Regions from separate parts of the Homo sapiens genome. Here regions 1 and 2 are each linked to region 3. A link is a contact called in ENCODE Hi-C or POLR2A ChIA-PET data. All regions are on one chromosome and are shown on one strand. Each heading gives the region's core, a stretch centred on a gene start or an enhancer-like site at or near the end of the contact. The rest is flanking DNA. Distances are from core to core; before and after follow the strand shown. Region 1 overlaps EPAS1 (endothelial PAS domain protein 1). Region 2 overlaps EPAS1 (endothelial PAS domain protein 1). Region 3 overlaps PRKCE (protein kinase C epsilon).

Evidence for each region. A loop is a pair of places that touch in the nucleus more often than their neighbours do. ChIA-PET counts read pairs that join two places held with the same protein, here RNA polymerase II (POLR2A). Pooled maps may share reads with other maps.
Region 1: a pooled map shows a loop between it and region 3 (2.2-fold over the local background). The contact joins two enhancer-like sites. A Hi-C loop is called at or near these places in 1 of 50 pooled maps. POLR2A ChIA-PET finds 5 or more read pairs at or near these places in 4 of 52 experiments (AG04450, MCF 10A, activated T-cell and 1 more).
Region 2: a loop to region 3 is called in a pooled map, with 4 times the contacts of the local background. The contact joins two enhancer-like sites. A Hi-C loop is called at or near these places in 2 of 168 maps with a recorded cell type or tissue (Caco-2 and naive thymus-derived CD4-positive, alpha-beta T cell) and 4 of 50 pooled maps. POLR2A ChIA-PET finds 5 or more read pairs at or near these places in 4 of 52 experiments (AG04450, MCF 10A, activated CD4-positive, alpha-beta T cell and 1 more).

The regions. Positions count from the first base shown.
Region 1 is chr2:46,334,157-46,336,856 of GRCh38, reverse strand. All of the region lies in intron 1 of EPAS1 (endothelial PAS domain protein 1), which reads right to left. Among named protein-coding and RNA genes, the nearest start is that of EPAS1, 38 kb to the right of the region's middle. Within about 2 kb of position 1,381, at least 25 of the 41 ENCODE cell types and tissues checked have a DNase peak (open chromatin) inside an H3K27ac peak, as active enhancers do.
Region 2 is chr2:46,315,726-46,318,425 of GRCh38, reverse strand. The region is part of intron 1 of EPAS1 (endothelial PAS domain protein 1); the gene reads right to left. Among named protein-coding and RNA genes, the nearest start is that of EPAS1, 20 kb to the right of the region's middle. Within about 2 kb of position 1,430, at least 2 of the 41 ENCODE cell types and tissues checked have a DNase peak (open chromatin) inside an H3K27ac peak, as active enhancers do.
Region 3 is chr2:45,991,060-45,993,759 of GRCh38, reverse strand. All of the region lies in intron 6 of PRKCE (protein kinase C epsilon), which reads right to left. Among named protein-coding and RNA genes, the nearest start is that of EPAS1, 300 kb to the left of the region's middle. Within about 2 kb of position 1,404, at least 16 of the 41 ENCODE cell types and tissues checked have a DNase peak (open chromatin) inside an H3K27ac peak, as active enhancers do.

The sequences.
Region 1 (2,700 bases), core at 132-2,631, 340 kb before region 3:
GGCCAGGAATCACCCAGGGATCTTGTTACAGTGCAGGCTCAGTAGGATCTGGGCTGAAGCCTGGGATTCTGCCTTCCTAACAACCCTCAGAGGATGCTGATTCTACTAGTCTGTGACCTCACACTTTGAGTAGAAAGAGACCCAGGAACACGTGCGATCTTGAGACTGAAGATGCCATCTGGCAGGGTTAGTGCTGCCTGCTGCCATCCTAATCTGAGGCACGTAAAGTCCAACAAGTCCAATCTTCTCTCTGGCCAGGAAGAATCCTGTTCTCTTTGTAGCTTTCTTTATGGGATTTTACTAAGCCCTACATTAATGTCCCTCTCCTCCTTCAAGTCTTCCCTACCTGTATCATTTTATTCCTTCCTATTTCTTCAAAACCCACCCCTTAGGACCAGCCCAAGCCCTACTTCTTCCAGCAGTGTCCCTGGCCCCTTAGCAACATTCTCCAGGGTACTTCCTGCCCACACTACTCATAGGCCCTTATTAAAGGCCTCCCTGTCTTGGTGGCTTTTCTATGCAAACGTTCTACTCCTATAACTGTGCTGTAAGTACCAGGGGAAGGGCACAGACACAACATCTTCCACTTTCGTGTATCCTTCAGTGGAACCTGGGCTAGGGCAGACAAACTGGGTAAATATTTGCTGATTGTGAAAGACAATCAAAAATGCCCTTTGCTCTTTTCCTTTCCCTCTCAAGGAGGAAAGAAAAAGTGATCCCAGCTGCCTTGGCCTCCATCCCCAGCCCAGCCTTGCTCCTCTCCCAGGCGCTGCAGCTGGGGCGGCTTAGATTTTATTTCGCTCTCTGCAGCTCCTCTTCCCTTCAGTGAAGAGTTAAAGCATCGGGAAGGCTCCTTCCCACTTGGAAATCTCCATTTCCTCCTGCAGCGTGAACAAGAGAACTCTATGGACAGAGGCCGAGTGAGCCAACTGCGCAGGGAGTGAACTCACTCTGAATGGGGCTGTTCTAACACCCGCCAAGTCAAGTCATTAAGATGCCATCCCCGAGGTGCAGCCCCCAGCGTCACCTCTGGATATCCATATCCTCAAGCCCGCCGGCAGAAAGGATGAATGGTGAGCACAGAGCTGGTGAAAGCAAGCTCTTTCATGAGCAGGGCGTGAGAGGACCTCTCCGGCTCCTCTTAAGGTGGGGGTGGGGCGCTTCGGAGTAGAAGTCGTTCCTCCTCTCTCCCACTGCCTCCTCTACCACACCGAACTAAAATTAACCCTCAAATTTACAGGGAGTTACCCAAAAGATTGCTCCACAAAAGGCAACCAAGAAGGGGGCTGGGTAATAACATTAGAAAAAATATCTGCAATGCCAAAAATAATCACTGTGTCATGAGAAAACAGAGCTGGACTGCCTCAGAGGCCAGCACTGGGTATATACAGGAAGGAGGGGGCAGAAATTCCCCTGGCAGTGTCGTCAAACATTCTGGATGGAAAAAGGCGGGTGGGGGGCGGGGGTGCACATAACCGGGACAGACAGTTGTCAGAACTCTTTTCAAGTACAGAATATGATTTTAAGGGTCAGTTCTCTCTTCTTTATTTCAGACACTTTAATTTCAAAGAAAACATTTGTTTAGACTTTTAATCAGGACTGATGCTTGATCACATGCTAATAGTGAAATATCCTAGGATCTGCCTTACTAATCCCAACATGTTGCCAGAACTTCTGGTTCCTGGAATTTAAAGTATTTCAAAACAGCAAGAGAAGGGGGAGAAAGCACGGGATCCCTCACTCTCCTACCCCCATCCTCATAACCCCTTCTCCCCTCCCTATTAAAAAAAGGAAAGCAAAGAAAGAGGAAAAGTGAAAGAGGAGAGAGCTGGTAGAGAATCTGTCCTGGGCTTCCTTTATAAAGAATCCTGATCTGAGGCCTGTTCACATGGTCACATGTCTAGTATTGTGGGATCTGATTCATGCCACAGCGCGAACACTTGCTTTCCCCCAATTCTGCCCTCTCTTGCTCTGATGAGAAGTGAGATGTCTGCGCACATTTCCATTCCTTTGTAAAGAAGTCATCAAAAGCCACAGGAAATGCTAAAAGTCTTTTCCAAATTTATTATCATGCTCTCAAATAACATTGAGCAATTTGGGAAATAAAACTGTATTTTTCCCCCAGCAATGGCTTATTCCCTCTGCTCATTCAATATATATTAATGATTCTCTCTTCCTACGATGGGGCTGTGAGCAGTAGAATGAAATGTGGAACAACTATGCCTGACCTCAGGGAGCTTGCAGAGAGGTGAAGAGCCAAGTCCTGAAGAATGGGCTGAACAGTCAGGGCTGTAGGAGTTTGGGAGGAGAAAGCCTGCAAGGCTGGAGAAGACAGGGAGAACTCTGCTGGAGGTTGGCTTTGAAAGAAGAGCAGGATACAGGGAGGCAATCAGGATGGCAGAGGGATGACAAAGACACACTGGGAATGGGCAGAGGTGCCAGTGGTCGGGAGACAGGCTAGAGAACAGGGAGCAAGGCATTGAGAATCTGGGTGGGGAGAACGCATTCATTAAACAGACCTTGTTGAGTATCCATAAGGTGCCAAGCACACGAAAGGGCTTTAAACAAAAGGACAGGTAGCTAAAGTCAGATGCCCGGATAATTGCCTAGCCTGTTGTCTGATTAGTGGCTGAGGTGCCAGGTGGTGGGCAGTGCCAGAACCCAACCTCCATGCTCCTCCTGCTGGTCATGCTTTGGCCC
Region 2 (2,700 bases), core at 181-2,680, 320 kb before region 3:
AGTATGTGCTCACTTCATATCTGTGCCACATTTTGGTCATTCTTGCAATATTTCAAACTTTCATTATTATAGCTATTATTATAATGATCTGCGATCAGTGATCTTTGATGTTACCACCGTAATTGTTTTTAGGCATAAACTGCACCCATATAAGACAGTGATCTTAATAAATGTTGTGTGTGTTCTGACTGGTCCAGTGATTGTTCCTCTGTGTGCGTGTGTGTGTTTGTGTGTGTGTGTGTGTATCTCTCTCTCCCCCTCCCCAATCCTTCCTATTCCCTGAGACACAACAATATTGAAATTAGACCAATTTTAATAACTCTACAATGGGCTCTATGTGTTCGAATGAAAGGAAGAGTCACATCTCTCACTTTAAATCAAAAGTTAAGGAATGATTAAGCTTAGTGAGAAGATCAAACCAGGCATAATATTCCCTTAAGCCAAAGTCTAATCCAGAGCAAGGCCCTAACTCTCTTCAATTCTAGGAAGGCAGAGCAAGGTAAGGAAGCTGCATTAAGAAAAGTATGAAGCTAGCAGAGGTTGGTTCGTCACATTTAAGGAAAGAAGACATCTCCATAACATAAAAATGCAAGGTGAAAGAGCAAGTGCTGATACATAAGCGGCAGCCAGTTATTTAGAAGATCTAGCTAAGATCATTGATGAAGGTGGCTACACTAAACAGATTTTCAGTGTAGATGAAAGAGCCTTATGCTGGATGAACATGCCATCTAGGACTTTCACTGCAAGAGGGGAGAAGTCAATCCCTAGTTTCAAAGGACAGGCTGACTCTCTTACTAGGGACTAATGCAGCTGGTGAGTTTAAGCTGAAGCCACTTATCATTTACCATTCTGTAAGTCCTAGGGTTCTTAAAAATTATGCCAAATCTACTTTATTGGTGCTCTATCAGTGGAACAACAAAACCTGGATGACAGCACATATGTTTATGTGCTCGTTGTCAATGCACCTAGTTACTCAAGAGCCCTGATGGAGACGCACAAAATTAATGTTGTTTTCATGCCTGCTAACACAAGATCCATTCTGAAGCCCATGGATCAAGGAGTAATTCTGACTTCCAAGTCTTATTCAAGAAATTTTGTAAGGCTATAGCTGCCATAGATAGTGATTCCTAGATGAATCTGGGCAAAGTAAATTGAAAACCACCTGAAAAGAGTTCACCATTCTAGATACCATTAACAGCATTTGTAATTTGTGGGAGGATGTCAAAATATCAGCAGTAACAGGAGTCTGGAAGAAGTTAATTCCAAACCTCACGGATGACTTTGAGGGGTTCAAGACTTTAGTGGAGGAAGTAACTGCAGATGTGGAAGAAATAGCAAGAAAACTAGAAGTGGAGCCTGAAGATGTGACTGAACTGTTGCAACCTCATGATAAAACTTGAACAGATGAGTCAGAGCTTCTTACAGATGAGAAAAGAAAAGTGGCTTCTCAAGATGGAATTTGCTCCTGGTAAAGATGGTGTGAACACTGTGGAAATGACAACAAAGGATTTAGAATATTACATCAACTAAGTTGATAAAGCAGTGGCAGGGTTTGAGAGGATTGACACCAATTATGAAGGAAGTTTTACTGTGGGTAAAATGCTATCAGACAGTATCACATGCTGCAGAGTCTTTCCTGAAAAGAAGACTCTATTGATGTAAAAAACTTCATTCTTGTCTGATTTCAAGGAATTGCCACAGCCACCCCAACCTTCAGCAACCGTCACACTAATCAGTTCTGCAGCCACCGATATGGAGGCAAGAACCTCTCCCAGTAAGAAGATTATGACTCACTGAAGGCTCAGATGATTGTTAGCATTTCTTTTAGCAATAAAATATTTTTAAATTAAGGTATAGACATTGTTGGCCAGGTGCGGTGGCTCATGCCTGTAATCCCAACACTTTGGGAGGCTGAGGCAGGCAGATCATTTGAGGCCAGTAGTTCGAGACCAGCCTGGCCAACATGGCAAAACCCCATCTCTACTAAAAACACAAAAATTAGCTGGGTGTGGCAGCACATGTCTGTAAATCCCAGCTACTCGGGGGTGCTGAGGCACCAGAATTGCTTGAACCCAGGAGGCGGAAGTTGCAGTGAGCTAAGATTGCCCCATTGCACTCCAGTCTGTGCAACGGAGTGAAACTGTGTCTCAAAAAGAAAAAAAAAAAGGGTATGTACATTGTTTTTTAGACATAATGCTAAAATATAAACATAACTTTCATATGCACGAGGAAACAAAAAAAAATCATGTGACTCGTTTTATTGTGATATTCACTTTACTGTAGTGGCCTGGAACGAACCTACAATATCTTAGAAGTATGCCCGTATTCTGTAATTATATATCAATATTCATGATATAGAGAAAAGTATGTTCACCAAAGAGTTAACAGTGGTTATCTCTGGGTGATGGAATTTTGGTGATTTTTATTTTTATCTCCATGCCTTCTTTTACTATGACTTTTTATGGGGAACATGTATATTTTTTATAATCAGAAGAAAACAACTTAGCAACTTTAAAAATAATTTTACAGGAGAGACAATTCATGGAGATAGATGTGTGTGCACATGGTCCCAGGGCCTTCCCAACTCCCCTTGTGCTATAATCTTCCAAAGAATTTGAGGGGGCTCTGCCCCTCTTGCCCTCCACCCTCAGAGCCCAGAGCACCCCTGGGTGACGTTTGCAGATCCCTGCCCTCCCTCTA
Region 3 (2,700 bases), core at 155-2,654:
TCAGCTGCCCTTTGATGCTCATTCACCACACCTGCTCCACCCACCAAACCCATGAAAGCTGTCTTCTGCCTCTCTGTGAAGTGACGGAAAAGAGAATAAAAGAGCCAAGTTGAGAATTTCTTGAGAAGGGCAACTAACTTGTCTACATAACTTGACCACTAGCTCCCTCTGGTGTTGAAATGCCAGACCTGTCTGTCCTGACAAAACAACTTGGGCTGGCAGGTCGGCAAAGGGGGTATCTTTTTTTGGTTTTGGTTTTGAGGACTTTGCCTTTTATTTTTAAAAAGTCTGCTATTTCCCCTGAGTTATGTACTCATCTTAATATGTAAAAAAAATCTCAATCACACATCAGTTAGCATGCACGATGTGAGATAGTGACTTTGAAAGTGCTTTGAAAAGTCTGGAAATGCCAGGGCAAAGTGGTGAGGAAGGGGAGCTCCAGTTACTCTGGGCAGCCATAACGGGAGCAAGATGGGCTCCTGGAGGCTGCAGGTGTCACTGGGAGGCCACAGACCAGCAAAGGACAGTGGGCGTCCCTGTTGGAACCAAAAGAAACCTGAGATGCATTTGCATTAATGTGGCCAAATGAACCACCCACCCCCACCCCTCACAACACTACTGGGGAGCACCAAGGCCAAAGGCCGTGAGCCCCTGCTGCCAATCCACTCCCAGCCCTAGGCTGCCCTTTAAGGCTTCTCTTTCCAGAATGCCTCTCAGTGCTCACTTTCACTGGTTTCATTTGGATAAAGTTGTACCGGGAAGAAATAGATCTGCTTTGCCAGGGGCTCTTACAAAAAGAGAAGCGCTCTTCTACTACTACCCAGCTATTCACCACACATTTGTTGAGGACCTACTATGTGCTGGGTGGTGCAGCAGCAGCAGTGTTGTCTGGGGACACACTGGGGTTCAGGCACTCTGACTTTCACCTTCTATCACACATCCTACCGTCATTTGGAGAGACTTGGTTTCCATGTTTCCACCCTTTTTATAGCTGAGATTGAAGCAAAAGGCAGGCCAGGCTCCTGGGAATTCCTCCAAAGCAAGCAGACAACCTTCTGGGAATGGTGACAGAGCCACTCCTAAGGAGGGGCCCAGGCCCATGTATGCTGCAGGAATTTCTTTATGTTGGGGTAATTTGGCCCTTGAGGGTGAGCCAGGGCAATGGTTTGATTTCATAACAGGTTCCAGTCATGCCAAGCTCAGAGACAGAGAGCAAATATTTGCAAATGGGAAATTGTGTGCTTGTGCAATGGAAGTTGGCAGGGGTGTGAGAGTGAACGACCGCAAAGTCGTTCACGCAGAATGAGGAGAAAGGAGGTAAGAGGGATGCCCCCCTGGGGTCATGCTGGGCCAAATGTCATCACCAGAAAGAGATTTTGGAGTCCTGATCACACCAGAACCGTGACTCAGAGCTTTCCGGGGACCACGATCGGCCGCTTGTCTGCTACCCAGCATTCCTCAGATCAAAGCTCAGACTGAATTTTCAGCCAATCTGCCACGTGTACAGGGGACATTCTCATGGTCCCCAGGCATTGTGGATGTTACTGCAAAGGATTCTGAGTCAACCAAAGCACTCCTGTGGCATTCTTTCTCCCTACACCCCTTTCCAGGCCCTCTCTTGCCTGTAAATTGCTCACACTTATTTCTGACTCAATGCCTGAATTATCGCCTATGATTTCACTTATTATGTTCAATGACCAAGCACAGTGCAAGTTTCTAGAGAACTAAAGTAATGTTTTATCTCCAGGTTCACCACGACGCCTTGCACAAATCAGGACAACATGCTTTTCAGTTATTCTAACTCTACGGAAAGTAGTAGTACTACAGTGGCATAAATGACACCTCTCAGACCAGACCCAATAGATAACAGGGAACTAGAATCCCAAGCTCACCATGCAAGCCACACAAATTAAACGTCAATGAAAAGGAAGGTAAAGCAGTCCATTAACATGGCTTGACTTTAAAGCAAACAAGTAAAAGTGCCCTTATGTAATTCCCTCCTTGTATAATTCAACCACAAAAAGACAAGGGTTTAAAGTGATTGTTTGATTTCTGTGGGCCTTTCTTTCATAATTATTCACACATATGCATGAAAAGGTATGTATGAGGATGTCTGTGACAGCATAAATTAAAATGGCGACAACACACAAACCAGTAAACATCCATCAAGAGGGCAACATTTTAAACAATCTACGGAACATCCACAATGTGGACTCTTTCTAGTAAGTAAAGTAGATGTCTGTACACTGCCTTGGAAATACTCCAAGACATACTGTAGAAAAGCAAATTATATAACTATGCACGGAGGATTGAATTAACAAATATTTATTGGATGTCAGTGTGCAGGCACTGTTCTAGATGCTGGGTAAACAGAGAATAAAACAGACAAAAAAAAATCTCTGTCCTCATGGACCTTGTATTTGGATTGGGAGAGACAGAAATTAACATTATAAGGTCTGGCGTGGTGGCTCATGCCTGTAATCCCAGCACGTTGGGAGGCTGAGGTAGGTGGATCACTTGAGGTTGGGAGCTAAAGACCACCCTGGCCAACATGATGAAACCCCATCTCTACTAAAAATGTAAAAATTTGCCGGGCGTGGTGGCAGGTGCCTGTAATCCCAGCTACTTGGGAGGCTGAGGCAGGAAGATCACTTGAACCCAGGAGGCAGAGGTTGCAGTGAGCTGAGATTGCACCGCTGC